7 separate regions of the Homo sapiens genome follow, and regions 1, 2, 3, 4, 6 and 7 are each linked to region 5. Evidence: read pairs that join two places in POLR2A ChIA-PET (ENCODE). Cell type or tissue: Caco-2. All regions are shown on one strand.

Region 1 (4,000 bases), 120 kb before region 5:
AGAGGAACCCAATAACCCCAACGGGTCATGTCTTCCAGACCTCCATCCTGGGGGCCTATGTCATCGCCAGCGGCTTCTTCAGCGTTTTCGGCATGTGTGTGGACACGCTCTTCCTCTGCTTCCGTGAGTGACACCCCCAGCCACCTGTCCCCAACCTTAAAGTACTGAGCCGTTCAAGCATTTTTTTTTTTTTTTGGAGATTTGGTGCTTCTAGAAACAATGCCTTTGTGAGCTAAACGAACCAGAGGGAGCTTCTTGTGACATCCTGAGGCCAGGCGTTTAGGGAAGAAGGAAGAGAGTGAGCCCCCAGGCCGGTAGGCTCTCCAAAGAAGGAGCATTCTGATGGAGAGGTCTCTGCTATCTTCCCTAAGAAATCTCGGGTAGAAGTTAGCCATTAGAGGCCAGGCATGGTGGCTCACGCCTGTCATGCCAGCACTTTGGGGGACCGAGGTGGGCAGATCACCCTGAGGTCAGGAGTTCGAGACCAGCCTGGCCCACATGGTGAAACCCCTCTCTACTAAAAATACAAAAAATTAGCTGGGCGCGGTGGCGGGCGCCTGTAATCCCAGCCACTTGGGAGGCTGAAGCAGGAGAATCGCTTGAACTCAGGAGGCGGAGGTTGCAGCGAGCCGAGATTGCGCTACTGCACTTCAGCTTGGGCGACAGCAAGACTCCGTCTCAAAACAAAGAAAAAAGATTAAAAAAAAAAAAGAGCCATTAGAGAGACTTCCCAGCAGGTGGCTGTAGCGGCAGGGGATTTTCTTACTCTACAGCATGCATCCATTCAGGGTTTGCCAGTCTCCTCCTAAGCGACTGACATGCATTTTTTCCGCTAATTCTTATCATCGCTCTATGCAACATAATATTCCCGACCCCACTTCACAGGAGGAAACTGAGATTACATAACCTGCCCGGGGGTAAGGGTGGTGGTGCAGCTTGGATTCCAAATCCCGCAGGCAGCTTGCCTCCCAGTCCCCGATTTCCTGGCCCCAGGGTCCGCTCTAACCGGTCTCTGTTGCGGCTCAGTGGAAGACCTGGAGCGGAACAACGGCTCCCTGGACCGGCCCTACTACATGTCCAAGAGCCTTCTAAAGATTCTGGGCAAGAAGAACGAGGCGCCCCCGGACAACAAGAAGAGGAAGAAGTGACAGCTCCGGCCCTGATCCAGGACTGCACCCCACCCCCACCGTCCAGCCATCCAACCTCACTTCGCCTTACAGGTCTCCATTTTGTGGTAAAAAAAGGTTTTAGGCCAGGCGCCGTGGCTCACGCCTGTAATCCAACACTTTGAGAGGCTGAGGCGGGCGGATCACCTGAGTCAGGAGTTCGAGACCAGCCTGGCCAACATGGTGAAACCTCCGTCTCTATTAAAAATACAAAAATTAGCCGAGAGTGGTGGCATGCACCTGTCATCCCAGCTACTCGGGAGGCTGAGGCAGGAGAATCGCTTGAACCCGGGAGGCAGAGGTTGCAGTGAGCCGAGATCGCGCCACTGCACTCCAACCTGGGTGACAGACTCTGTCTCCAAAACAAAACAAACAAACAAAAAGATTTTATTAAAGATATTTTGTTAACTCAGTAAATCTGTGACTCATTCTCTCCACGACGACAGGCGGCCTTTTTTTTTCCGCGCCCGGCTCTTTAAAATCGGCCCCGCCCCTGTGACGTGTCCTGGTGCCGCGGCCAATCAAAAAGCCCAATAAGGATGGTGCCAGTCCCTTCTTCACCCCAGCCAGTCCGCTTCCCGTTCGGGTCACGCGCTCCGGGCCTCCAAGAGGGCCTCCAAGAGGGCCAATCGGAAGGGCAAGCTTCGAGATGCTGCGTGATCACGTGGGAGGAGATGAGCTACTTGAAGACCAATTAGAGTCCGGGAAGCGCGGCGGGGCCTCCAGACCGGGGCGGGCTTAAGGGTGACATCTGCGCTTTAAAGGGTCCGGGTCAGCTGACTCCCGACTCTGTGGAGTCTAGCTGCCAGGGTCGCGGCAGCTGCGGGGAGAGATGACTGGGGAGCGACCCAGCACGGCGCTCCCGGACAGACGCTGGGGGCCGCGGATTCTGGGCTTCTGGGGAGGCTGTAGGGTTTGGGTGTTTGCCGCGATCTTCCTGCTGCTGTCTCTGGCAGCCTCCTGGTCCAAGGCTGAGAACGACTTCGGTCTGGTGAGTCACCCTTTGCATAGCCCCATCCCCGACCCGCGCAGGTGATCGACACCTAGTGTCCCCCGGAACGCGGGCGGCTGAGCCGACTTTCCGCGACAGGACCCTTTTCTTTCTCCCAGACCCCGTTTCCTCCTACCGCTCCCAGCCCCTCTCCCTCTCCGGGTCCCCGTCCTTCTCCTCATTCGAGCCCCTTCCTCTTTTGGGGTCCCCTTCCCTCCCTGAAGGCGCCTTCTCCTTTCGTAGACCCTCCCCTGCTCCGAGCCTCCAGCTTCGCTCCAAACTCCCCTTCGTGTTCCTCTTTCTTGTTCTGGGACCCCATCCCCTACTCGGGATCCCCATTAGATCCTCCCTCTCCCATCGGAACGTGGGTTCCTAAAACCCCCAAGACAAGTTTGTCTTTGTTGACCCTTCCTCCTCCCATGACAGGTGCAGCCGCTGGTGACCATGGAGCAACTGCTGTGGGTGAGCGGGAGACAGATCGGCTCAGTGGACACCTTCCGCATCCCGCTCATCACAGCCACTCCGCGGGGCACTCTTCTCGCCTTTGCTGAGGCGAGGAAAATGTCCTCATCCGATGAGGGGGCCAAGTTCATCGCCCTGCGGAGGTCCATGGACCAGGGTATAAAGATGTCTGGGTGAAAGAGCCGGTGCTAGGTTGGATGGGTGGGCAGCCCAATGAGCCCAAGGGCCCTGAGGATAGGGGAACTTAGAGGGTTGGTTGCCTGAGTCCCTGAGGGGTAGAGGGAACCCGAGAAGGGCAAGTGTCTAGGACAGTGATCTGGAAATTGGGATCACCAAGGAGTTGGACATTCACTTAGCAAACATTTATTGGGTACTATATACCTATACCAGGCACTATTTTAGGTTTCATGAATATAGCCACGAACAAAACAGATCAAAAATCTCTGCCCTCAGGATTTAAATTGTACTGGAAGGAGACAGACAAGCATAATAAACAAGTAAACTTTTTTGTCTGTTGCAAGGTGATAAATGCAATGGAGAAAAATAAAACAGGACAAGAGGTATAGATAGTGCAAGTGTTGGATTGCACCCTGGGACCATCGGAAGGCCTGAGGTCCCTAGCAGAAGGTGGGAAATTAACGGGAAGTGGTAGAAAGGGTACCTGCAGAGTGCTCACTCTGGGTTTCTTCCTCCAATTTTTTTCAGGCAGCACATGGTCTCCTACAGCGTTCATTGTCAATGATGGGGATGTCCCCGATGGGCTGAACCTTGGGGCAGTAGTGAGCGATGTTGAGACAGGAGTAGTATTTCTTTTCTACTCCCTTTGTGCTCACAAGGCCGGCTGCCAGGTGGCCTCTACCATGTTGGTATGGAGCAAGGATGATGGTGTTTCCTGGAGCACACCCCGGAATCTCTCCCTGGATATTGGCACTGAAGTGTTTGCCCCTGGACCGGGCTCTGGTATTCAGGTCTCTGTCCTAGGAGATAGGTGGAGGGGGCTGCCTTGTGGAGAGTCTGAGGGATACCCCCAAATGGACTCCTTTCCAAGGGGAAGATTCTCTGAAGTCAGATTTTCTGGCTTGGGTGGGATTCCTTGAAAGACAGGGCATCCTGGTAGGAACACATTATCAGGAGAAGAGGGAACTCTGCCATTGGCTTCCCATTTGGCATTGTCAACAGGACTGCGTTAGTCCATGCAATACCCTCATGCAAAGTAGAAAAAGGCACTGCCTCTTTGGACAGACACAAGCCTGTGCCAGGGTGCACAGCTTGGCGAGTGAGCACAGGTTGGGTTTAAGCTCTCATGCACCCTGTGGCTGGGCCCCTGGTGCACATGTCCAGCTGTACACCCTGGGAGAGCTTCTTAATTCAAACAGGGTGT
Region 2 (4,000 bases), 83 kb before region 5:
CAAAGTGAAAGCCAGGTTAGATGCTTTCAAAGGGACAAGAGAACTGAAGAGGGAGTGCCAAGAACATAATTGCTACAGCAGTGTGGGGTAAGACAGCCTTCTTCAGGCTGACGCTGCAGGGTCTTTTCCTTCCTTCTCCCTCTCCTTTTTATAGTTCCTCAAACAGTAGTTTTCTTAATTTTGTTCATTTTAAAAGATGGTATAGGCCGGGCGCGATGGCTCATGCATGTAATCCCAGCACTTTGGGAGGCCGAGATGGGTGGATCACCTGAGATCAGGAGTTCAAGACCAGCCCGGCAAACATGGCAAAACCCCTTCTCTCCTAAAAACACAAAAATTAGCCGGACGTGGTGGTGCACATCTGTAATCCCAGCTACTCAGGAGCTGAGGCAGGAGAATCACTTGAACCTGGGAGGTGGAGGTTGCAGTGAGCTGAGATCGCACCACTACACTCCAGTCTGGGTGACAGAGCAAGACTCTGTCTCAAAAAAATAATAAATTAAAAAAAAAAGCTGTTATAATTTTAAGTTTATCCAAATGAACTTAAATGAAAGCAAAAGAGTTAATTGATATGAAATCTAGAGGCAGGCATTCTTAACTGAATGAATGACAAATGCTTCAATGACAAAGAGAACCCTGGCCATTTCTAGCAGCATGGAAAGAAAAAATCTGGGAAGGGAAAATCCTGGATTTGCATCTGCGCTCTACTTCTTTGGTGAGGCTGTTTTTCTTTTCAACAAGGAAGTACTTGTACATTGACTAAATAACACAAGTTTCGACGTGTTCATCTCTAAAACATAATTAACAATAACTGAACTGCGTGTGGTGACTCAGGTCGGTAATCCCAGTGCTTTAGGAAGCCAAGGCAGGCACTTGAACTCAGAAGTCCAAGATCAGCCTGGGCAACATAGTGGGACACCATCTCTACTAAAAACTTTACAAGTTAGCTGGGCGTGGTGGCAGGTGCCTGTAGTCCCAGCTACTTGGGAGGCTGAGGCAGGAGGATCGCTTGAGCACAAGAGGTCAAGGCTGCAGTGAGCTATGATCACGCCACTGCATTCCAGCCTGGGAGACAGAGATCCTGTCTCGAATAAAAAAATTTTTTTTCCCTACATGATCAAAGAGAATATGATCTTCTCCCTCCTTTTATTGGGGATCCCATACTCTCGGATATGACTCGTAGTCATTCTTATTTAGGTGTTTAAAAGTTGGGGACCATTATTAGGACTACAGCTGCTTTCAGCTTAATGTAAAAACTGTCCTAAGATCTGCGGGCACAGGCCATTCAGTCAAACCTTTTCATTTTCAAAGACAGCACCAAGGATCAAAGAAGTTCAGTGGCTTGATCTGGTTACCCAGATGACAGGTTACAGAACCGGTGATTGGACCCACGGGTTCTGACACTCATTTTGTACTCCTTCCCACATTGGCTCATCAACCTAACTGGGTTTTGTTTGCTTTTAATTTTGTGGTTAGACCTAATTGTTTTATTCTCTAAAGAGGAAAACAAATGAATACAGTGTTGGCCTCTGCGAGCATTAAGGGCACCACGGGTATGTGATCAGCCAGGGACTCCCGTCCTGGCTGCTGCTCTGCTCTTCGGACTCAAGACCATGGCCCCTACAAGCTCTTGCCTTCCCCACCTTCCAGCTCTCCCAGCCCTGCCTCTCCTTTCCGATAGAACAGATTGCTCAAGCAGAAAGAGGGGAAAGGAGGGGGGAGCCCCGTTACTAGGGCAAGGTTGGCATATAGTTCACAGAATCTTCCGGACGTTAAATATAGAGTCCTGACTAACCTTGATGTTTTAGGGCCGGCTGGCGAGAGGAGGGAGAGACTCGGGTGGCGCAGTTTGTTGGGGAGTGTCCCTAAGAATGACACAGCAGTTCTCGCCTTGAAGGTCAGAAAACTCTAGAAACTTCGGGCAGAGCCAGCGACGGGGGAAAAAGCCTCAGCCAAAGGGGAGGAAAGGTGGGGAGTGCGGGGGGGGGGCGGGGGGAGAAAAGGCGGGGCCGCTGGGGCCTGAGGGCGGGGCTGGCTTCGGGGCTGCCTATCCGACTCCTGCGTTTTCTGATGTTTTTTTTTTTCCAAAAAGGGATTAAAGGAGGAAAGAAAGGACCTTTCGAGTTTCTCTCATACTAGGTGATTTACAAGACGAAAATATTGGAGAATTTTGTAACTTTCATACAACTAAATCAGATGCATTGGGTGGCCAGAGGCGAGAAGAGAAGGTCCCCACCGCCCACGGCCAGCGCGCACCCGTCTGCGCGGGGACGCGCGACTGATGGGAGAGTAGGGGATGGAGTCGGTTGGCTTTTGCCTACAGCCAGCTCAGCGCCCCGTTCTAGTCCCTCGCCCCGTGAGGCATCAGGAGAGTAAGAAAATTAGACCCTCAGGAGTGATTCTCGGTTGCTGGGCTCCTCCGTAGTCCCAGCCTGTGAACCTGCTCCAGCCCTCCTCTGGTGCCCTCCCTTCTAATTTTTTTTTTTTTCACTTTTTTTTGAGGCAGGGTCTCGCTTTGTCGCCCAGACTGGAGTGCAGTGGCGCAATCACGGCTCACTGCAGCCTCAAGCGATCCTCCCGCCCCAGCCTCCCGGGTAGCTGGGACTCCAGGCCCGCGCCACCACGCCCTGCTCCTCTCTCCTCCAATTCTTGATCGGGCTGGACGTGGGCCAGCGGGGTGGGGCGGGTTTAACTCCGTGTCTGGAATGCTCCGCTGCCCTACCCCTCAAACATCCCTTTAAATGGTGGTGCTAGGAAAGGACGAGGGCCCGGTGGGTTTACTCCCTCTGGCTGAACTACACCTGATAGATACCTCAGGGGCGTTTCCCAAGGGGATGGATTTAGATCAGTTAGCAGGAGGAATGGTGGCTGTCACAATTTTTTATATTCACGTAAGGATCGCTCCCTCAGAAATCGCCAATATTGGCTCCCCCAAGAAATAACCTCATTTCCTTTTTTAGCCTAAAGCCGTATTATTTCTGCCCACTTCTCTCACATCTATAAAATACTGTAGTTAATTTTTTGTTTTGGTACCTTTTTTGTCTTTTTGAGGATGACAAGAACTCTTGAAGACCAGGAATAACAGTAAGTGTATATGTTATAAAATAAAATCCTGGGTTCAAAGCCATATAAAATCAAATTTATTATCATAGCCTGCTGCCTTCTGAGGCCTGGTATAGGAAGGTAGGAGGTGATTGGAATTGAGAAGATATTTATATTTGTTTTTCCACACCTGCAGTTATTTTTCCTGTTGCACTTTCCTCCCTCAAAGTTCCTCTGCTCCTCAAAACATCACTCCGTTTATGGGTGGCACTGCATTCTCTTTGCTAATTCCACAGCTCCCTCAACGTCTTTTCTTGAGGTTACAAAGTGAATATTTCAAGGTACAGTACTCTGTGCTAGGGTATGCAGGCAAACAATTTTTTTTTTTTTTTTTTTTTTGGAGACGGAGTCTTGCTCTGTCGCCCAGGCTGCAGTGCAGTGGCACGATCTCGGCTCACTGCAACCTCCACCTCCCGGGTTCAAGTGAGTCTCCTGCCTCAGCCTCCTGAGTAGCTGGGATTACAGGCGCCCACCACCACGCCTAGCTAATTTTTGTATTTTTAGTAGAGGTGGGGTTTCACCATCTTGGCCAGGCTTGTCTTGAACTCCTGACCTAGTGAGCCACCCGCCTCGGCCTCCCAGAGTGCTGGGATTACAGGCATGAGCCACCACGCCCGGCCGACAAGTAATAATTTTTACATATTTCTTGTTAAAACACCTACTAATAAGCTTGATAGGGCCATAGGAACTCTCTTATTGCCTCCATTCAATGTTATGTCTGATGACTTCTCTACTGTGTCAACAAAGGCATTTGGTAGGTCCTTCCCCATCTCCACCCTTTTCCAATTACCTTTTTCCCCACTCCATGCCACAGTAGTGGTAGTTGCTCCTGGTTTAGAGTCACTACAGGGTCTGCAGATCAGAGTCACAAATGCTACTGCAGCTCTGAAGGGGAGAG
Region 3 (4,000 bases), 100 kb before region 5:
TGCCACTGTACTCGAGCCTGGGCAACAGTGACACCCTGTCTCAAAAAAAAGAGAGGGTAGGCCCGGTGCAGTGGCTCACACCTGTAATCCCAACACTTTGGGAGGTGGGTGAATCACCTGGAGTCAGGAGTTTGAGACCAGCCTGGCCAACATGGTGAAACCCTATCTCTACTACTGAAGAAAAAAAAAAAAAAGAGGGTGGGTAGGAACTCTGTTATCTATTTACAAACAAGGAAATTGTTATGGGAATCACTGAGGAACTTAGCCAAAGTTAACCTAGCAGTAAGTGTTCAGTCTGGCTCCTGAATCTTTTTGAAACAGTCTCACTCTGTCACCCAGGCTGGAGTGCAGTGGTGCCATCTTGGTTCACTGCAACCTCCACCTCTCAGGTTCAAGCGATTCTCATGCCTCAGCCTCCCAAGTAGCTGGGCTTACAGGCGCATGCCACCATGCTCGGTTAACTGTATGTATGTATGTATGTATTTTGAGATGTAGTTTCATTCTTGTTGCCCAGGCTAGAGCATAATGGCATGATCTCAGCTCACTGCAACCTCCGCCTGCCAGGTTCAAGTGATTCTCCTGCGTCAGCCTCCCGAGTCGCTGGGATTACAGGCGTGTGCCACCACACCTGGCTAATTTATTTTTGTATTTTTAGTAGAGACAGGGTTTTGCCATGTTGGCCAGGCTGGTCTCGAACTCCTGACCTTAGGTGATCCACCTGCCTCGGCCTCCCAAAGTGCTGGGATTACAGGCGTGAGCCACCATGCCTGGCCCTAATTGAGATGGAGTCTCACTCTGTCGCGCAGGCTGGAGTGCAGTGGCGGGATCTTGACTCACTGCAAGCTCCACCTCCCGGGTTCACGCCATTCTCCTGCCTCAGCCTCCCGAGGAGCTGGGACTACAGGCGCCCGCCACCACGCCCGGCTGATTTTTGTATTTTTAGTAGAGACGGGGTTTCACCGTGTTAGACAGGATGGTCTTGATCTCCTGACCTCGTGATCTGCCCGCCTCGGCCTCCTAAAGTGCTGGGATTACAGGCGTGAGCCTGGCCCTTTTTTATATTTTTTTTAGTAGAGATGGGGTTTCACCATGTTGGCCAGGCTGGTCCCTAACCCCTGACCTCAGGTGATCTGTCCGCCTCAGCTGCGATTACGGGCATGAGCCACCATGCCAGGCCCTGAAGTTTTTTATGTCCACAAATGTGTATGGAAGGGTGGACTCCAAATGAACTACAGGAAAATACATGAACAACAACAAAAGTTGCAGGCCAGGTGTGGTGGCTCTGGCCTAGAATCACAGCACTTTCACTTTCAGAGGCTGAGGCTGGCGGATCACCTAAGTTCGGGAGACCAGCCCGACCAACATGGAGAAACCCCATCTCTAATAAAAATACAAAATTAGCCGGGCGTGGTGGCATATAATCCCAGCTACTTGGCAGGATAAGGCAGGAGAATCGCTTGAACCCAGGAGGCAGAGGTTGTGGTGAGCCAAGATAGTGCCACTGCACTCCAGCCTGGGGAACAAGAGCAAAACTATGTCTCAAAAAACAAAAAAGGCTGGGCGCGATGGCTCACGCCTGTAATCCCTGCACTTTGGGAGGCCAAGGCGGGCGGATCACGAGGTCAGGAGATCCAAGACCATCCTGGCTAACACAATGAAACCCGTCTCTACTAAAAATACAAAAAAATTAGCCGGGCACCTGTAGTCCCAGCTACTCCGGAGGCTGAGGCAGGAGAATGGCTTGAACCTGGGAGGCAGAGCTTGCAGTGAGCCGAGATCGCGCCACTACATGCTGCCTGGGCGACAGAGCGAGACTCCATCTCAAAGATAAATGAAATAAGTAAATGTCAGGCGTGGTGGCTCACGCCTGTAATCCCAGCATTTCAGGAGGCCGAGGCGGGCGGACGGTGAGGCTAGGAGTTGGAGACCACCCTGGCCAATGTGGTGAAACCCCGTCTCTAGTAAAAATACAAAAATTAGCTGGGCATAGTGGTGCGCGCCTGTGGTCCCAGCTACTCGGGAGGCTGAGGGAGGAGAAATCGCTTGAACCTGGGAGGTGGAGGTTGCAGTGAGCTATCGCGCCACTGCACTCCAGCCTGGCGACAGAGCAAGACTCTGTCCCCCCCGCCCCCCAGAAAAGCAGAAAGTTGCAGTAGAACACATGAAGATTTATTCTTTTTGAAAAATGAAAAATGGGCCAGCATGGTGGCTGTTTGTAATGCCAGCACTTTGGGAGTCCAAGGTGGGCAAATCACAAGGTCGGGAGTTCGAGACCAGCCTGGCCAACATGGTGAAACCCCCATCTCTACTAGAAATACAAAAAATTAGCGGGGCATGGTGGCGGGCACCTGTAGTCCCAGTGATTTGGGAGGCCCAGGCAGAATAATGGGGTGAACCTGGGAGGCAGAGATTGCAGTATGAGTCGAGATCACGCCACTGCACTCTAGCCTGGGCGACAGTGCAAGACTCCATCCCCCCAAAAAAGAAAAATGTTGTCTCGTGTCTGGTGAATCATTCCATTTTTACAAAGTTCAAAAGATACGCAAAATTAAAATGATATTGTTTAGCAATGCACTCAGTAAAACTATTAAGAAAAGCCAGAGGATGATATACCCAGTTAATTCTCCAAGTAGGAAGAAGAAAAAGAGAAATTGAATCAGACAGGTTTGTTTCAAAGTTATTGGTAATGTTCTGGCCAGGCACATCATTTGAGGTCAGGAGTTCGAAACCACCCTGGCCAATATGGTGAAACCCCTATCTCTTCAAAAAATACAAAAATAAGGTGTGCAGCTGTAGCCCCAGCTACTGGGAACGCTGAGGCACGAAAATCACTTGAACCCGGGGAGAGGCTGCAGTGAACCCAAACTGCGCCACTATATTCCAGCCCAGGTGACAAGGTGCAACTGTCTCAAAAAAAAAAAGATGGCTAATTGGGTAGCCGTGGACACTTTACAATCATTAAAAAAAACTCAAATTCGGCCAGGCACAGTGGCTCACACCTGTAATCCCAACACTTTGGGAGGCTGAGGCAGGCGGATGGCTTGAGGTGGGTGGATCACCTGAGGTCAGGAGTTCGAGACCAGCCTGGCCAACATGGTGAAACCTTGTCTCTACTAAAAGTACAAAAAATAGCTAGGGGAGGTGCCAGGCGCCTGTAATCCCAGCTACTCAGGAGGCTGTGAGGCAGGAGAATCACTTGAACTCAAGATGCAGAGGTTGCAGTGAGGCGAGATTTTGCCATTGCACTCCAGCATGGGCAACAAGGGCGAAACTCCACCTCCTCCCCTGCCAGAAAAACCATCTCAAATGATTGTCAAAAGTCTAGTGTATTATACATAATACTATGTCACCCAACCAAGAATCTCTAATATTAGGCTTAAGAGTTAAGCCTAACTCAGCATTAACTAGCTCACGGGGCTTCATCTTTCTTTTTTTTTAAGACGGAGCCTGTCGCCAGGCTGGAAGTGCAGTGGCACGATCTCGGCTCACTGCAACCTTGGACTCCCTGGTTCAAAGCCATTCTCCTGCCTCAGCCTCCCGAGTAGTTGGGATTACAGGTATGTATCACCACACCCAGCTAATTTTTGTCCTTTTTTTGTTTTAGTAGAGACAGGGTTTCACCATGTTGGCCAGGATAATCTCAATCTCCTGACCTTGTGATCCACCCACCTCGGCCTCCCAAAGTGCTGGGATTATAGGCATGAGCAACTTGCGCCCAGCCCCCTTAATCTTTTTGTACCATTGTTCTGAGACCAAACCACGTCTTCTTTACTTTAAAATGCTTTATTGGAATTATTTTGATAAAAGCAAATACTTGTATATAAGACAAATATAGGAAATAGAAGCTATCTACTTGAAGTGCCCCCTAATTTTCAGGCATTTTTCCCCCAATAAGGTGACAGCTGCTCACACAGGATAATACAGGAAAGTTGTAAGTTCTTAGGATATGCCCAGCACCAGGCGGAAGATATTGTGTCAGCAAATTCCTGAAAAATAATAA
Region 4 (4,000 bases), 56 kb before region 5:
GTTAGAGGACATTTTTAAGGGTGTTTTCATATTTGTCCATCTTTGTCTAGTTATCAGTGAAGAACTGCTTCATTCGGGGCTCAGTGGTCCGATACGTGCAGCTGCCAGCAGATGAGGTCGACACACAGTTGCTACAGGATGCGGCAAGGAAGGAAGCCCTGCAGCAGAAACAGTGATGGCTCCTCCTCCTCTTCCCCTCCCTCTTTCATTGGTGACCCATAACCCCAAGTCCCAGCCCAGAACCCCTAACCCCCAATACTTGAAGGGGTTTTGTTTTTTTACTAATGATGGTTTTGTGGGTTTTTTTTAAGGGATGAGTGGATGAGAGGAGTAATAGGGAACAGCTATCCTCTCTTGAGAAGGGGAGGATAAGTAGGCTGGGAAACTTCAAAGCCTTCCCAGTCCCCAGCACCTGCCTTTCTCACTACTTCTCTGGAGATGGTAGGAGAGTTTCCTAGGTCTTTCCAGGGCAGCATGTGATTCATTTGGGGATGGAAGGAATCTGTCCCGCATCGGGAATAAAATTTATGATGCAAATTTGTGTTTTGGTTCTGTTACTATGTGTTGGGCAGGGGGCTGGGACATGGAAAAGGATGTCGAATTCATCCAAGCCCCTGTTACTCTGCGTTAACCCAGCCAAGAATCCAACTCAGCTTCCCACTACTCTCCTTGGTATAAAGCATATAATACAGTTGCTCTACACCATGTTTCCCCAACATGTCCCTACCTGTATGTTCTCCCTGTGGCCTTTTGCTTATACCATACCTGCAACTGGAGTGCTTGCTGTCCTTCCATTAATGTGATAGTGTCATAAGATACATTTCATGCTACCAGACTTCACCAATCCAACCAAATCAGTTCATGTTTTCTGAATATGTATAGAAGATAAATACAAGTGATGTAATTTATATTTTAGAGAAAAGTTGTGACTGGGAATTACTAAACTTCATTCACTCATTCAGCAAATATGAGTTCATGATACAGATGAGACTTCTCAGCCTTAAGGGACCCTTAGAGACCATCTAGTGTGACCCTCCTTTTTGTTTTTGAGACGGGAGTCTCACTCTGTTGCCCAGGGTGGAGTGCACTGGCTTGGTCTGGCTCACTGCAACCTCCGCCTCCCGGTTCAAGCGATTCTCCTGCCACAGCTCCTGAGTAGCTGGGATTACAGATGCCCACCACCATGCCCGGCTAATTTTTTTTTTTTTTTTTTTTTTTTGAGATGGAGTCTCACTTTGTCACCCAGGCTGGACTGCAGTGGTGTGATCTTAGCTCTGCAATCTCCGCCTCCCAGGTTCAAGTGATCTTCTTGCCTCAGCTTCCCAAGTAGCTGGGCTTACAGGTGTGTGCCACCACGCCTGGCTAATTTTTGTATTTTTACAAATACTGCAGCTCTGTCGCCAGGCTGGAGTGCAGTGGCACGATCTCAGTTCACTGCAACCTCAACCTCCAGGGTTCAAGCAATTCCCTGCCTCAGGCTCCGGGGTAGCTGGGATTACAGGCGCCTGCCACCACACCTGGCTAATTTTTGTATTTTTAGTAGAGACGGGGTTTCACCATCTTGGCCTGGCTGGTCTTGAACTCCTGACCTGGTGATCCACCCGCCCTGGCCTCCCAGAGTGCTGGGATTACAGGCGTGAGACGGGCTTTCACCACCTTGGCCAGGCTAGTCTTGAACTTCTGACCTCAGGTGATCCGCCCACCTCGGCCTCCCAAAGTGCTGGGATTATAGGCGTGAGCCACTGCGCCCGGCCGTCACCCTTTTTTCATACATGAGGAGATGAGGCTCAAAGAGGAAGCTGGACGCCAGGGCCTCGGCAAATGGACCTCCCCTTCGGTCCTCATCAGGCGGCTCCCTGCTGGGCACCTCCCCGCTACCGGGTGGGGAACGCCCTCCACCGGCAGGGCCGGCCGACCCTCTTGGGCCAGTTCCCTAGCTGCCCGCTGGGCGCCGCCCTCGCCACCCGGCCGAGGACCCGCACAAGGTGCCCGTGGCGGCGCCTGACGGGAGCGTCGTGCTCAGGGGTGTCCTCTCGTCCTGCGTCCGCGCCCAGCGCCCCGCGCCCCGCGCTGTTCCTCGTGAGACCGGCGGGCGGCGAGCCGCGCGGCCCCCGGGGCAGTGTCGGACACGGCGGGCGCGCACTCGCAGGCGGGGCACGGCCGCCCCCGCCAGGACCCGCAGGCCCGGAAACGCTCCCTGTCACAAAGGGGGGAACACGTGGGCGCCGGCTGCCGGGGCGGCGATCTTAGGGAACTAGGGTCACCTGGAGAGCCGCCCACCGTCTCTGCCCGCTCGACTCCTCCGCCCGGGCCGCTCGGCCGGTCCAGCCGCGGCCGGCGCCTGGCTGTGAGGTGGATTCCCGGCCCAGTCTGACCATCTCCCTCCAGTACGTACACGCGGCTCGAACCCGCATCCAACCAGACGCCGACCCGCTCCTGAGAGCCTTCCACACTCCCCGAAGCCCCGCGATGGTGGATAGTTCCTCTTCCCCAGGAACTCCCCACTGACACTGCCCCTCTGAGAGCCAGGTCCTCGGCTCCTGACAGCCTGCCTGGTCAGACCCTCAGTCCTATGGGACTCGGGTGTCTGCGGCGAAGGAGCTCCCGTGAGGGTCCCCTCTCTACTCAAACATAGGACCCACCTCGATCCCGCAGTCTTCCCCTGTCTCTCTTTCTCCTTAGGTTTTTCCACTTCGTTCGGACCTTCTCATAACTATGTCCACCCTCTACGTCTCCCCTCACCCAGATGCCTTCCCCAGCCTCCGAGCCCTCATAGCCGCTCGCTATGGGGAGGCTGGGGAGGGTCCCGGATGGGGAGGAGCCCACCCCCGCATCTGTCTCCAGCCACCCCCGACTAGCAGGACTCCCTTTCCCCCACCCCGCCTGCCGGCCCTGGAGCAGGGGCCCGGTGGGCTCTGGGTGTGGGGGGCCACGGCTGTGGCCCAGCTGCTGTGGCCAGCAGGCCTGGGGGGCCCAGGGGGCAGCCGGGCGGCTGTCCTTGTCCAACAGTGGGTCAGTTACGCCGACACGGAGTTAATACCAGCTGCCTGTGGAGCAACGCTGCCGGCCCTGGGACTCCGAAGCTCGGCCCAGGACCCCCAGGTGAGGGGGTTGTACAGAAGAGGGGGAGGGGAGAAATTCAGAGGAGGGAAGCGAGGACTGGAATGGACAATGAGACAAGAAGGTAGTACATCAGATGTGGGAAAAGAGTGATCAAATCCCAGATTGCCAACTGGTATGGTAACCCTGGGCACGTTTCATAGACCCGCTGTGTCTTGGTCTTCCTATGTCTATGAACACGCAGGCAAGTTGATGTAATGCTTGCCTCACTGAGTTAATAGGATTAAAAGATGTGCGCAGAGCACATAGTTTAGTGCCAGGCACTTTTAAAGTCTCTTAGTAAAAGTTTGATGAGTCTGAAATTGATGAGGATAGAAGTTATTTGAATTGTAGGAAAAGACTGGGTGAGGGAGAGATGACAATTGCTGGGAGGAGATAAAAGAGAAATGAAATGAGGAAGGTAAGTGAGAGGAGAGATAACCCTGCCAGATTGTAACTATCAGTCCTTCCAAAGGAGACCTGTGCCTTGGTGTACTTTCAACTCTGCCTCCTTGCATGGTATTGAGCACATGATGGAAAATTAGTATTTCTTGAATGGATGAATGAATGTGGCAGACCCTGACTTGCTCCCTCATATTGTGATCACCCTATCTACAATAGAGTCCTTGCATTCAGAATGTCTGTCCAAACAAACAAATAAAATAGAGTCCCTCTCTTCTGGAATTCCCTGTTTGTTCCCCTCTTTTATTTCTTTTCTTTTCTTTTTTTTTTTTTTTTTTGAGACAGAATCTCCTTCTGTTGCCCAGGCTGGAGTGCCACGGTGCGATGGTGCGATCTCAGCTCACTGCTCAAGCGATTCTCCTGCCTCAGCCTTCTGAGTAGCTGGGATTACAGGCGCCCACCACCTTGTCCGGCTAATTTTTTGTATTTTTAGTAGAGA
Region 5 (4,000 bases):
AGCCAAGATTGCGCCACTGCACTTGAGCCTGGGTAACAGAGCAAGACTCTGTCTAGAAAAAAAAAATATGTGTGTGTGTGTGTGTGTGTGTGTGTGTGTGTGTGTGTGTGTGTGTAACACATCTGCAATCCCAGAGAGCAGAGGAATTCATGGTTCCATCCCCACCTCTCTGGAGAAGCTTGAGGCTCTCGTGGTCTGGGGCATCTGGCATGAAGTGGATAGTGGAGTCACTAGTATCATAGTAGGCAATGCCCAAGTATCCTGAATTCCACAGCACACACAGATGGATCTGTCCAGCAAGGAAGAAAGGAAATCACTATTAGAATCACTCATAAGTGTAGGGTTTACCATGTCTTATATAATTTAATCATTTTCTCAAATCTCTGAGATAGGCATCATCACCCCCATTTAGTGAATGTGAAACAGCCACTCAGGAGGTAAGAGACTTGCCCAGCTCTTCCCAACCCTGTTTTTTTTTTCTTTCTTTCTTTGAGACGGAGTCTTGCTCTGTCGCCCAGGCTGAAGTGCAGTGGAGCAATCTCAGCTCATTGCAACCTCCGCCTCCCGAGTTACAGTGATTCTCCTGCCTCAGCCTTCCCAGTAGCTGGGATAACAGGCACGTGCCACCACGCTCGGCTAATTTTTATATTTTTAGTAGAGACGGGGTTTCGCCATGTTGCCCAGGCTGGTCTCCAACTCCTGAGCTCAGGTGATCCGCCCGCCTCAGTCTCCCAAAGTGCTAAGATTACAGGTGTGAGCCACCGCGCCCGGCTCCCAACCCTCTTTTATTCTAACTTCCCATCAACTCTCCATTCAAGTTTCTACTCCCCTCAGAGACCTCGGCCAGCTCCTCCTCCTCCTCGACTTCCTCCTCCTCGGCCTCCCTGGGGCCCGGCACTGGGGCCGGGCTGGGGAAGCCGGAGGAGGCCGCCCCAGGTCTCGGTCCCTGCGGTGTCCTCCTTGGGTTCGCTCCTAAGGAGGCCATGAGCTTGGAGGCTCTGCGGATGCAAAAAGTGAGGGCGGTTCGGAAGCAACGATTCACAGAGGAGGCCGGGGTAGGGTGGCGCGCAGAATGCAAAGCACTAAGTACTTCTGCTACAGGGCTGCGGGGCAGGGCTGAGGGGCGTGGAGAGCTGTGGACACAGGAGGTGAATTCTCGGGTATTTAACTAAAGTACAGATTGTGGGAAACTCCACGCGCCCCACCCTCATTCCTGTCACGCGGAGGTTACCCTTTGGAAGGAAGGGGTCTGAGGGCCCTGTGGGGCGAGTCGTGCACGTCTTATGTCTCTGCCTCTGCCAACCACGCGCCAGGACCCCAGCCTCACGCGCTTATCTTCCTCCTCCCCCAGCTGCCGCCATCGCAGCGTTTTCCCGCCTTTTCAGTAACCTGAGTCGCTACAGGTGGGAGAACGCCCCGCTGACCGACCGCCACGAGCCTGCAAAAGGAGCGCGCCGGCGCGTGAGCGAGGTGCGCGCGCACGCGCCCCGCCCTCCTAACCGCTGTTGATTGGAGAGGCCCGGATCCAGCCTAGAGATCCGACAGGGCGAGGAGGAGAAGCGGACTGCCGTAGCTGAAGAGTCTGGACGCTGATTGGCCTATTTGCCTTCGGGGCGGGTCCAGAACGTTCAAACTTCCCGCCCTCTGCCGTTGCTTAGCAGCCGGGCCTCTAGCACTCACTGTTTCTGGGATTTGATTGGCGCAGTGGGAAGCCCGCGAGAAGGTCGGACCAGGGTCCGTAGTCCCAGTCCCTGGAAGGGGTTTGGGACCGTTGCGGGGGTTTTGAGGGGGAGGCCAAACTTAAAGAGCCAGAGGCGCTTATTTTTTTTCCTGCAACAACTCTTAAGTTAATATTTGTACCCTCTGAGTTAATATTTATACAGAGCTTAGAACAGTGCCTGGCAAACAAAGTAAGACCTAAATGAGCGGTGTTTCAAATAAATAAGCGGAAACAAGCAGGACTTCTGTCTCAGCCCTACCGTGCCTGTTTCCTGGGTACAGGGTATGACCACCCCCATAATGGCACGACAGGGCCTAATTTATTATTTAAACCCTTCAAGCAGAGGTGGAAGCATTCGAATTACATCAAATTCTGGCAGAGAGAAGTAGTTCTGATCAGAACACTCACACCCCTACTGGGACATGCCCATACCCCTTCGCACTTCTACACACCCCTGAAGACAGAGAGGTATCTATCATTCATGCATTCGGCAACTATTTAGTGCCTATTTTGGGCCAGGGGTTGGACTCAAAGCGGTGAACATAATGAAGTCACTGCTCCATAAAGCTTATTTGTGCGTCTGTGTGTGTGTGTGTGTGTGTGTGTGTGTGTGTGTGTGTTGCGGGGGTGGGGTTATGAGGGAGAAAGAAAAAAAATATATATATATATATATATAATCCCTTTAAATGCACCATCCTCCCCAGCTTTGTTCCTAGTACCCTGAGATGGGGAGATTCCTCCCCAGCCCCCCAACCCAAGAAGTTAGGAAAGATGGTGGGGGTGAGATGACCTAGCTGTGCTAACCAGTAATTGGAAAATCCCCTCCAGCAAGAAAGGTGGGGGAACAGAGTTAAGGGCTGGGTTAATGGTTACCCCTGGCAAATCTGTTGAGCAATGGAGCTATAGAAACTTGGAGGAGGTTGGTGACAGCTCTGGGGAGTGTCAGGGAGGGACCCACCTTCCAATCTGGGGTGTGAAGAGATTAGGGACTAGTTTACCAAGCCCAGGAAGGGGAGGGAGTGGAAAGAGAAGCCCAGAGAGGGAAAGAGGAGCTACTGAGATAGGAGAAATGCAGGGACAGGGAGGTGAGATGGAGGGAAACCTCTGTTGCAGGATTTGGGGGTACAGCCCTGGCTCTGCTGGATGGTTCCAGGAGAGGGCAGCGTTGCCTGTCACCTGGTAAATTAAGGCACGATACCCTGTGGGTAGTCATGCCAGCCAGCCAAAGTCAATATTGATATCAAGGCAGCTGTAGCTATAAAGCTGTAGGAGAGAAAAGAGAGGCCGGGAGAGGCTGCCAAACCTGTTTGATCTTCAAGCTGGCCCCATTTACCTAAGGCTTCTCTTGGACACAGACCAGTTGGAACAGGAGAGGACCCTGAGAAGTAGAGTTGTTTTGATCCCCTCCCCTCAATGGGAAGGGGTCCTGTGTGCAGATTTTGAGGGTCACCATGAGGGAATTCACACCCACACAGAGGCATGGAATCATACCCTTACAGGATGTTACAGTTCAAGGGAACGAACACCAAAGATAGCCTTTCTGTCGGGAGGAGAGAAAAAGGCCCTCCCACAAGCAGGAGAAAACCCACAGAAGAGGAAGCACAAGAGGAAACCACCAACTGCTGGTTTCCAGCAGCACATCACGTCACTCCACCCCACTCCTCCCCCAAGTCTCTCCCTTTCTTTAAGTTTCAAGCTCTGTTTTAGTTCTGTGTTCTTGCACTCCACCATGGTTTTCTGGAACTGTAGGTCTTTTGTTGGACAGAGGGTGATGAGGAGGATAGAGAAGGGATGGTTGGACAGGAGAGAAATTCAGGATATGGAGGCTGGAATTCTGGGTTTATTTTTTCAGCAGGTCATAAAGGTTTAATAGAAATCAAGGTTACTGGAGAGAGAGCTGCTCCTCCTATGTCCTCCCTGCTTATTTATTTAGGTGTCCCCAAGGACTCTACTCCCACTATTCTGTCTGATCTTTCTTTATCCCCATGACAGGACCAGCTAACAACACCCCTACCCCACCCCCTATACACATACTTCAGGATCGGGCCATGATAATCCCACCCCTCTGCCCCATCTCCAAGGCAACCTGTCAGTGAGACGAGGACAAAGGGCACAGGAAGGGGCCCCAATAGGAAACATAAGTGGAAGCACAAAGCTGACCAAGCTACAGGAACAGACCCCTCCCTGCAACAAAGCCCCTTGCCTCGGCTTTATGTTTCCTTCGCAAAAGACTTCGTCATCTCCCTTCCCATCCCTAACTCTACTTTCTTTTTCTTTTCT
Region 6 (4,000 bases), 88 kb before region 5:
ACCTCAAAGACAAACATACTAAAGAACAAAGGCCCCTAATCCACCTCCTCAATGGTAGGGCCTGACCCAGACCCTCCCTTGGGACCCTGAGCCCCGAAGCCGCCAGGCCCGGGACCACCGGCACCCTGGTACAGTCCGCTGATGATGGGGTTACACACCTGCTCCAGCTCCTTCCTCTTGTGCTCAAACTCGTCCTTCTCGGCCAAGGTGTTGGCGTCCAGCCACGAGATGACCTCTTGACACTTGTCCAGAACCTTCTTCTTGTCCGCCTCGCTGATCTTGCCCTTGAGCCCCTCATCCTCCACGGCGCTCTTCATGTTGAAGGCGTAGGACTCCAGGGCGTTCTTGGCTGACACCCTCTCGCGCTGCACCTCGTCCTCCGCTTTGTACTTCTCCGCCTCCTGCACCATGCGCTCGATCTCCTCCTTGCTCAGGCGGCCCTTGTCGTTGGTGATGGTGATCTTGTTGGCCTTGCCGGTGCTCTTGTCCGTGGCCGTGACGTTCAGGATGCCGTTGGCATCGATGTCGAAGGTCACCTCGATCTGGGGCACGCCCCTGGGGGCCGGAGGGATGCCGCTCAGCTCGAAGCGCCCCAACAGATTGTTGTCTTTCGTCATGGCCCTCTCGCCCTCGTACACCTGGATCAGCACCCCGGGTTGGTTGTCGGAGTAGGTGGTGAAGATCTGCGTCTGCTTGGTGGGGATGGTGGAGTTGCGCTTGATCAGGGCAGTCATCACGCCTCCGGCCGTCTCCAGCCCCAGCGACAGGGGAGCCACGTCCAGCAGCAGCAGGTCCTGCACGTTCTCGGACTTGTCCCCCATCAGGATGGCCGCCTGCACCGCCGCCCCGTAGGCCACAGCCTCGTCGGGGTTGATGCTCTTGTTCAGGTCGCGCCCGTTGAAGAAGTCCTGCAGCAGCTTCTGCACCTTGGGGATGCGGGTGGAGCCCCCGACCAGGACCAGGTCGTGAATCTGGGCCTTGTCCAGCTTGGCGTCGCGCAGAGCCTTCTCCACGGGCTCCAGGGTGCTTCGGAACAGGTCGGAGCACAGCTCCTCGAACCTCGCCCTGGTGATGGACGTGTAGAAGTCGATGCCCTCAAACAGGGAGTCGATCTCCAGGCTGGCCTGGGTGCTGGACGACAGGGTCCTCTTGGCCCTCTCGCAGGCGGTGCGCAGCCGCCTCACGGCTCGCTTGTTCTGGCTGATGTCCTTCTTGTGTTTTCTCTTGAACTCCTCCACGAAGTGGTTCACCAGCCTGTTGTCAAAGTCCTCCCCACCCAGGTGGGTGTCCCCGGCCGTGGCCTTCACCTCGAAGATGCCGTCGTCGATCGTCAGGATGGACACGTCGAAGGTGCCCCCGCCCAGGTCAAAGATGAGCACGTTGCGCTCCCCCTTGCCCGTTCTGTCCAGGCCGTAGGCGATGGCGGCGGCCGTGGGCTCGTTGATGATCCGCAGCACGTTGAGCCCCGCGATCACACCCGCATCCTTGGTGGCCTGGCGCTGCGAGTCGTTGAAGTAGGCCGGCACGGTGATCACCGCGTTGGTCACCGGGTAGCCCAGGTACGCCTCGGCGATCTCCTTCATCTTGGTCAGCACCATGGACGAGATCTCCTCGGGGTAGAATGCCTTGGTCTCCCCCTTGTAGCTCACCTGCACCTTGGGCTTGTCTCCGTCGTTGATCACCTGGAAAGGCCAGTGCTTCATGTCCGACTGCACCACCGGGTCGCCGAACTTGCGGCCAATCAGCCGCTTCGCGTCAAACACGGTGTTCTGCGGGTTCAGCGCCACCTGGTTCTTGGCCGCATCCCCGATGAGCCGCTCGGTGTCCGTGAAGGCCACGTAGCTGGGGGTGGTGCGGTTGCCCTGGTCGTTGGCGATGATCTCCACCTTGCCGTGTTGGAACACCCCCACGCAGGAGTAGGTGGTGCCCAGGTCGATGCCGATCGCCGCGGCTTTGGCCATGCCGGTGCCCTGCTCTGTGGGCTCCGCTCTGAGACTGGGGGCTGGAAACGGCGGACGGGATCCGCGACAAGAGCTCAGTCCTTCGGAACGCCGGAAACTCAACACGCCGGTGCCTGCAGCCGCACAGGTTCGCTCTGGAAAGCCTTGGGACCGCGGGAGTCACTCTCGAAAGACGAAGCGGACCCTCGCAGCAGCTCCTCAGGCTGGCCGTTTTCCGGACCGCGCGCCCCTCGGCTTTTATAAGTCGTCGTGGAGACCCGCCTTTCCCCTTCTGAGCCAATCACCAAGCTCGATGAGGCTGCCAGGTCGGGAATATTCCAGGGGTTTCGCCTCCCGTCCTGCCCCCCAGCCTTCCTTGGACCAATCAGAGGGCAGGGTGCCGCCCTCTGCTCAGAACTCTCCAGAGTCTTCTGGGATTCACTGGAGGGGACAGGGGCCCTGAGAGAAAGGGGGAGTGGTGGTGGGAAGGGTGTTGGTCTCCATGGCGATGCTGGCCGCCTGCCCTTCAGTAGGTAATTGACAGGAAGGGCCCGCTCTGGGCGGTGCGAGATTGGTCGGATGACTTTGGAGACAACCAGAACCCGAAAGTTACCTTGTTTCTCGAAGGAGGCGGTGCATCGATGTGCCTGGGAAACTCTGATTGGACTGTGTCTGTGAAGGACGGAGCAGCCTTGGGTCCTTTCTCCGAGGCACCTAATGGCCTAGTCTGCCTGAGAAACGGACCGGCTCTCCCGGATGTTTTTTCCGTCTTAATGGGAAGGAGAAGGAAAGAGATAATGCAATATAGTTTTTGACATAATCTTTAACCTACAAGGATAGAACAACTGGGAATAGGAGCCTTTAAATTTTCACAAGGAAAGCAGTTGTGTAAACAGGCAGTTCTTAGCAAGACAGGGGCACCCATCCAAGGAGGAAGGGAGGCGCTGGTCGGGTAATGGGAGCAGTGGGTCCGCCGCACCCCTGTCCCCGCCCTCAGCCGCTCCCCTCAGCTGCAACCAGGAGTTAGAAAAAAATTTTCCTTAGTATGTAGGCCGTCCTTAAGGCATTTGGGATTCCTCCATTTCCCTCCCCATTCCTAGCTTGGGGTCTGGGACACCTCCTTCCTACTTTCTCAATTCCTGGTTCACTCCTGGACGGTGTGTAGAAGTAGGACCTCACAGTCCCGAGTAAGATTTTCTGTCTGTCCCTGAAACCCCTAGGCTGTTACCGTTTTTAGGTCAAATTTAACAAGATGGTGACCCTGGGAGGGAGGTGCGGGGGGTGTTTAGCTCTCTTTAACATCACATACTACAGCTGTTTGGCAGGTGGCCCTCTTTAAGCAAACTGTGTGGAGTGATGCTGGAAAGCAGGAGGGGTTGGGACCCAGGTTCTAGTTACTAGCTCCTCTTAACACCTCAGGTTATGTGTCTTAAGTTTGTTGTTTTCGTTTTGAGACAGTCTCGCTCTGTCGCCCAAGCTGGAGTGCAGTGGCGTGATCTCGGCTCACTGCAACCTCCGCCTCCCGGGTTTAAGCAATTCTCCTACCTCAGCCTCCTGAGTAGCTAGGATTACAGGCGTGCGCCACCACGCCTGGCTAATTTTTGTATTTTTAGTAGAGACAGGGTTTCCCCATGTTGGTCAGGCTGGTCTCGAACTCCTGACCTCGTGATCCGCCCATGTTGGTCAGGCTGGTCTCGAACTCCTGACCTCGTGATCCGCCCACCTCGGGCTCCCAAAGTGCTGGGATTACAGGCGTGAGCCACCATTCCCGGCCTGTTGTTTTTGTTTGTTTGTTTTGAGACTGAGTCTCACTCTGTCGCCCAGGCTGGAGTGCAGTGGTGAGATCTCTGCTCATTGCAACCTCTGCCCCTGGGGTTCAAACAATTCTGCTGCCTCAGCCTCCCCAATAGCTGGAATTACAGGATGTGCCACCACGCCGGGCTAATTTTTGTATTTTTAATAGAGACAGGGTTTCGCCATGTTGGCCAGGCTGAATGTGTCTAAGTTTTTATCCTAGATTCCAACTTCCTGCGGATTCTCCTTCCTCCTGTTTTAAATAC
Region 7 (4,000 bases), 76 kb before region 5:
CATCACGCCTCCGGCCGTCTCCAGCCCCAGCGACAGGGGAGCCACGTCCAGCAGCAGCAGGTCCTGCACGTTCTCGGACTTGTCCCCCATCAGGATGGCCGCCTGCACCGCCGCCCCGTAGGCCACAGCCTCGTCGGGGTTGATGCTCTTGTTCAGGTCGCGCCCGTTGAAGAAGTCCTGCAGCAGCTTCTGCACCTTGGGGATGCGGGTGGAGCCCCCGACCAGGACCAGGTCGTGAATCTGGGCCTTGTCCAGCTTGGCGTCGCGCAGAGCCTTCTCCACGGGCTCCAGGGTGCTTCGGAACAGGTCGGAGCACAGCTCCTCGAACCTCGCCCTGGTGATGGACGTGTAGAAGTCGATGCCCTCAAACAGGGAGTCGATCTCCAGGCTGGCCTGGGTGCTGGACGACAGGGTCCTCTTGGCCCTCTCGCAGGCGGTGCGCAGCCGCCTCACGGCTCGCTTGTTCTGGCTGATGTCCTTCTTGTGTTTTCTCTTGAACTCCTCCACGAAGTGGTTCACCAGCCTGTTGTCAAAGTCCTCCCCACCCAGGTGGGTGTCCCCGGCCGTGGCCTTCACCTCGAAGATGCCGTCGTCGATCGTCAGGATGGACACGTCGAAGGTGCCCCCGCCCAGGTCAAAGATGAGCACGTTGCGCTCCCCCTTGCCCGTTCTGTCCAGGCCGTAGGCGATGGCGGCGGCCGTGGGCTCGTTGATGATCCGCAGCACGTTGAGCCCCGCGATCACACCCGCATCCTTGGTGGCCTGGCGCTGCGAGTCGTTGAAGTAGGCCGGCACGGTGATCACCGCGTTGGTCACCGGGTAGCCCAGGTACGCCTCGGCGATCTCCTTCATCTTGGTCAGCACCATGGACGAGATCTCCTCGGGGTAGAATGCCTTGGTCTCCCCCTTGTAGCTCACCTGCACCTTGGGCTTGTCTCCGTCGTTGATCACCTGGAAAGGCCAGTGCTTCATGTCCGACTGCACCACCGGGTCGCCGAACTTGCGGCCAATCAGCCGCTTCGCGTCAAACACGGTGTTCTGCGGGTTCAGCGCCACCTGGTTCTTGGCCGCATCCCCGATGAGCCGCTCGGTGTCCGTGAAGGCCACGTAGCTGGGGGTGGTGCGGTTGCCCTGGTCGTTGGCGATGATCTCCACCTTGCCGTGTTGGAACACCCCCACGCAGGAGTAGGTGGTGCCCAGGTCGATGCCGATCGCCGCGGCTTTGGCCATGCCGGTTCCCTGCTCTCTGTCGGCTCCGCTCTGAGATTGGGGGCTGGAAACGGAACACTGGATCCGCGAGAAGAGCTCGGTCCTTCCGGACGCCGGAAACTCGACGCGCCGGTGCCTGCAGCCGCACAGGTTCGCTCTGGGAAGCCTTGGGACAACGGGAGTCACTCTCGAAAAAGGTAGTGGACTGTCGCAGCAGCTCCTCAGGCTAGCCGTTATCCGGACCGCTTGCCCCTGGGCTTTTATAAGTCGTCACGGAGACCCGCCTTTTCCCTTCTGAGCCAATCACCGAGCTCGATGAGGCTGCCAGGTCGGGAATATTCCAGGGTTTTCGCCTCCCGTCCTGCCCCCCAGCCTTCCTTGGACCAATCAGAGGCCAGAGTGCCGCCCCCTGCTCAGAACTCTCCAGAGTCTTCTGGGATTCACTGGAGGGGACAGGGACCCTGAGAGGAAGGGGGAGTGGCGGTGGGAAGGGTGTTGGTCTCCATGGCGATGCTGACCGCCTGCGCTTCAGCGCCTAATTGACAGGAAGGGTCGGCGCTGGGCTTTTAATTGTGGGGGCTTGCTGGGCCTGCGCAGTTGTGGGCAGGGGGCTGGTGCGGGGAGCGGGTTACGCGCGTCCAGGGGAGGGTGGGGGCGTTTGTGTTGACACCGCCCGGCCACGTTACAATGGAGATACTGTCTCTGACCTCATGGGCCAGTTTGGAAAAAGATTACTGAGTTGGAGCCGTCTCAAATTTGCAGGGAGGGACGGGGTGGGGGGTGGGGGGACCCCGGTTGTGCAGTTTGATATTGAGGGAGCCCCCACCTACTCGCTGGGGCTGCGTAATCTGGACGTTTCCAAACTGAAGCGAAGGCGTCGGGAGACTAGGTGAGCCAGTAGGGATCTGATTGATTGTGAACCTGAAAGGCTCAGTAGGTCCTTGTTTGGGAAAGTACTGGAAAGTTCCCTAGTTGGTTTAAGCCTGAGGTATGTGGGCGTTGGCTGATCCGGGTAGGAGGAGCACTTGGGGAAAGCTAAGATGGCTTCAGATTGATTGGTCGGAGCAGCCAGAATGGGGGAGGCGGGGGAAGGGAGTGCGGCCTGTCGGGGAAATGGGGAGGCGGGGAAGGCGGGGTAAGGGGGAGGCGGGGTAACTGGGAAGCGGGGGAAAGGGAGTGCGGCCTAGGAATCTGCGGTGTGGAGAGGGATAGACACTAAACCCTTTATTTTATTTTTATTTATTTATTTTTAATTTTTTTTTTTTTTTTGAGACGGAGTCTCGCTCTGTCGCCCAGGGTGGAGTGCAGTGGCACGATCTTGGCTCACTGCAAGCTCTGCCTCCCGAGTTCAGGCCATTCTCCTGCCTCAGCCTTCCGAGTAGCAGGGACTGCAGGCGCCCGCCACCGCGCCCGGCTAATTGCTCCACCTCCCGGGTTCAAGCTATTCTCCTGCCTCAGCCATCCGAGTAGCTGGAACTACTGGCGCCCGCCACCACGCCCAGCTAATTTTTTCTATTTTTTAGTAGAGACGAGGTTTCACCGTGTTAGCCAGGATGGTAGCCAGGATGGTCTCGTTCTCCTGACCCCGTGATCCGCCCGCCTCGGCCTCTCAAAGTGCTGGGATTACAGGCGTGAGCCACCGCCCCCCGCCCTTAAACCCTTTATTGATCAGTTATTGGCTCCAGAAAACAGGAGTTTTATTTAGGAGAAGGATACAGATACTGTCTGGAGTGCCATGTCGTTTGAGAAAACTGGAAGGCTTGTGGTTTTCTAGCAGTCATCTTCAGCCTGACTGGAATTTACTGCCGGTGAACCCCTAATAGAGAATATTATCCCAGGAAGGCAGCAGAACTCAAGTGTGGAGGCTGATGTCTCTTGAAGAGACCAGAATGTACACTACTCTTGGGTCATAAAGAGACAGAATCCCACAGTAAAATATATAGGAACAGGACAGTAGAATTAGGTCACTTGGGAAATTGAAAACAATATACAGCTACTTGCTTCCCAACTTCTTTGAGTAGCTGAGAATACTTTTGTCTACCCTGTCCAAAAAGCAGTCTGCCATGACAGTAGCGTCTCCATGTATTTGTATAGGCTTGCTCATAGCAACATTATTCTGTAAATTCTGTAATCTGTATCCATCGAGAGATAGATAAGCAAAATGTATATAGGCCGGGTGCGGTGGTGGCTCATGCCTGCCATCCCAGAACTTAGGGAGACCGAGGCGGGCGGATCACTTAAGGTTAGGAGTTTGAGACCATCCTGGTCAACATGGTGAAACTCTGTTTTTACTAAAAATACAAAAATTATCTGGGCGTGGCAGTGCACGCCTGTAGTCCCAGCTCCTCGGGAGGCTGAGGCTGGAGAATTAGCTTGAACCCAGGAGGTGGAGGTTGCAGTGAGCCAAGATCATGCCACTGCACTCCAGCCTGGGTAACAGAGTGAGACTCTGTCTCAAAACAAAATCAAAAACAGTGGTATATAAATATGAATATTACTCAGCCTTAGGAAGGAAATTGTGACATGTTACAACATGGATGAAACCTGTGCACATAAGCTAAGTGACATAAGCAAAGTCACAAAAGGATAAATACTGTATAATTCCACTTATATGAAGTTACAAGAGTAGTCAAATTCATAGAGATAGAAAAAAGAGGTCGGGCGCCTTGGCTCAAGCCTATAATCCTAACACTTGGTGACTTGGAGGTGGGAGGAGGTTTCCTTGAGCTCAGGAGTGAGAAACTAGCTTGGGCAACAGGGAGACCTGGTCTCTACAAAAAAATAAAAAATT

Evidence for each region. Peaks named below come from ENCODE experiments on the same cell type or tissue, not always from the same donor. Only the 100,000 strongest peaks of a DNase experiment are listed, where the experiment ranks them.
Region 1: POLR2A ChIA-PET joins it to region 5 with 14 read pairs; 20 of 35 experiments call an interaction of 5 or more read pairs at or near these places.
Region 2: POLR2A ChIA-PET joins it to region 5 with 10 read pairs; 31 of 35 experiments call an interaction of 5 or more read pairs at or near these places.
Region 3: POLR2A ChIA-PET joins it to region 5 with 10 read pairs; 29 of 35 experiments call an interaction of 5 or more read pairs at or near these places.
Region 4: POLR2A ChIA-PET joins it to region 5 with 14 read pairs; 31 of 35 experiments call an interaction of 5 or more read pairs at or near these places.
Region 6: POLR2A ChIA-PET joins it to region 5 with 35 read pairs; 31 of 35 experiments call an interaction of 5 or more read pairs at or near these places.
Region 7: POLR2A ChIA-PET joins it to region 5 with 23 read pairs; 32 of 35 experiments call an interaction of 5 or more read pairs at or near these places.

Annotation. Positions count from the first base shown.
Region 1 is chr6:31,860,775-31,864,774 of GRCh38, reverse strand. NEU1 (neuraminidase 1) reads left to right here and starts at 1,954. Exons shown (of 6, transcript NM_000434.4): 1 at 1,954-2,157; 2 at 2,584-2,776; 3 at 3,325-3,587. The coding sequence starts at 1,999. It overlaps SLC44A4 (solute carrier family 44 member 4), which reads left to right. Exons shown (of 21, transcript NM_025257.3): 20 at 39-123; 21 at 1,027-1,583. The coding sequence ends at 1,148. RefSeq lists enhancers at 1-523, 524-1,147, 1,148-1,773. In Caco-2, a CTCF peak has its summit at 713 (motif pointing right); DNase peaks (open chromatin) are centred at 1,064 and 1,804; H3K4me3 peaks cover 2,774 bases.
Region 2 is chr6:31,820,097-31,824,096 of GRCh38, reverse strand. No RefSeq gene overlaps it. Among named protein-coding and RNA genes, the nearest start is that of HSPA1B, 5.6 kb to the left of the region's middle. RefSeq lists an enhancer at 1,127-2,326. In Caco-2, no CTCF peak of the experiment used is centred here; DNase peaks (open chromatin) are centred at 1,916, 2,296 and 2,677; H3K4me3 peaks cover 2,031 bases.
Region 3 is chr6:31,839,529-31,843,528 of GRCh38, reverse strand. It overlaps SNHG32 (small nucleolar RNA host gene 32), which reads right to left. Exons shown (of 4, transcript NR_160953.1): 4 at 3,768-3,986. Among named protein-coding and RNA genes, the nearest start is that of SNORD52, 4.5 kb to the right of the region's middle. In Caco-2, no CTCF peak of the experiment used is centred here; a DNase peak (open chromatin) is centred at 1,898.
Region 4 is chr6:31,793,933-31,797,932 of GRCh38, reverse strand. VARS1 (valyl-tRNA synthetase 1) reads left to right here and starts at 2,181. Exons shown (of 30, transcript NM_006295.3): 1 at 2,181-2,387; 2 at 2,683-3,102. The coding sequence starts at 2,716. LSM2 (LSM2 homolog, U6 small nuclear RNA and mRNA degradation associated) reads left to right here. Exons shown (of 5, transcript NM_021177.5): 5 at 51-537. The coding sequence ends at 176. RefSeq lists an enhancer at 1,729-2,583. In Caco-2, a CTCF peak has its summit at 1,949; DNase peaks (open chromatin) are centred at 1,872 and 2,222; H3K4me3 peaks cover 1,993 bases.
Region 5 is chr6:31,737,452-31,741,451 of GRCh38, reverse strand. MSH5 (mutS homolog 5) reads right to left here and starts at 1,447. Exons shown (of 25, transcript NM_172166.4): 1 at 1,390-1,447; 2 at 839-998; 3 at 166-289. The coding sequence starts at 985. MSH5-SAPCD1 (MSH5-SAPCD1 readthrough (NMD candidate)) reads right to left here and starts at 1,504. Exons shown (of 29, transcript NR_037846.1): 1 at 1,390-1,504; 2 at 839-998; 3 at 166-289. RefSeq lists a silencer at 745-963 and enhancers at 743-1,374, 1,375-2,005, 3,847-4,000. In Caco-2, no CTCF peak of the experiment used is centred here; DNase peaks (open chromatin) are centred at 1,611, 2,651, 3,011, 3,791 and 1 weaker place; H3K4me3 peaks cover 2,654 bases.
Region 6 is chr6:31,825,912-31,829,911 of GRCh38, reverse strand. It overlaps HSPA1B (heat shock protein family A (Hsp70) member 1B), which reads right to left and starts at 2,174. Exons shown (of 1, transcript NM_005346.6): 1 at 1-2,174. The coding sequence starts at 1,961. The coding sequence ends at 36. RefSeq lists enhancers at 1,153-1,781, 1,782-2,411, 2,435-3,246. In Caco-2, no CTCF peak of the experiment used is centred here; DNase peaks (open chromatin) are centred at 2,411 and 2,911; H3K4me3 peaks cover 1,798 bases.
Region 7 is chr6:31,812,987-31,816,986 of GRCh38, reverse strand. It overlaps HSPA1L (heat shock protein family A (Hsp70) member 1 like), which reads left to right and starts at 1,704. Exons shown (of 2, transcript NM_005527.4): 1 at 1,704-2,098. HSPA1A (heat shock protein family A (Hsp70) member 1A) reads right to left here and starts at 1,444. Exons shown (of 1, transcript NM_005345.6): 1 at 1-1,444. The coding sequence starts at 1,230. RefSeq lists enhancers at 1-235, 236-805, 1,512-2,341. In Caco-2, no CTCF peak of the experiment used is centred here; DNase peaks (open chromatin) are centred at 1,576, 2,256 and 2,616; H3K4me3 peaks cover 1,897 bases.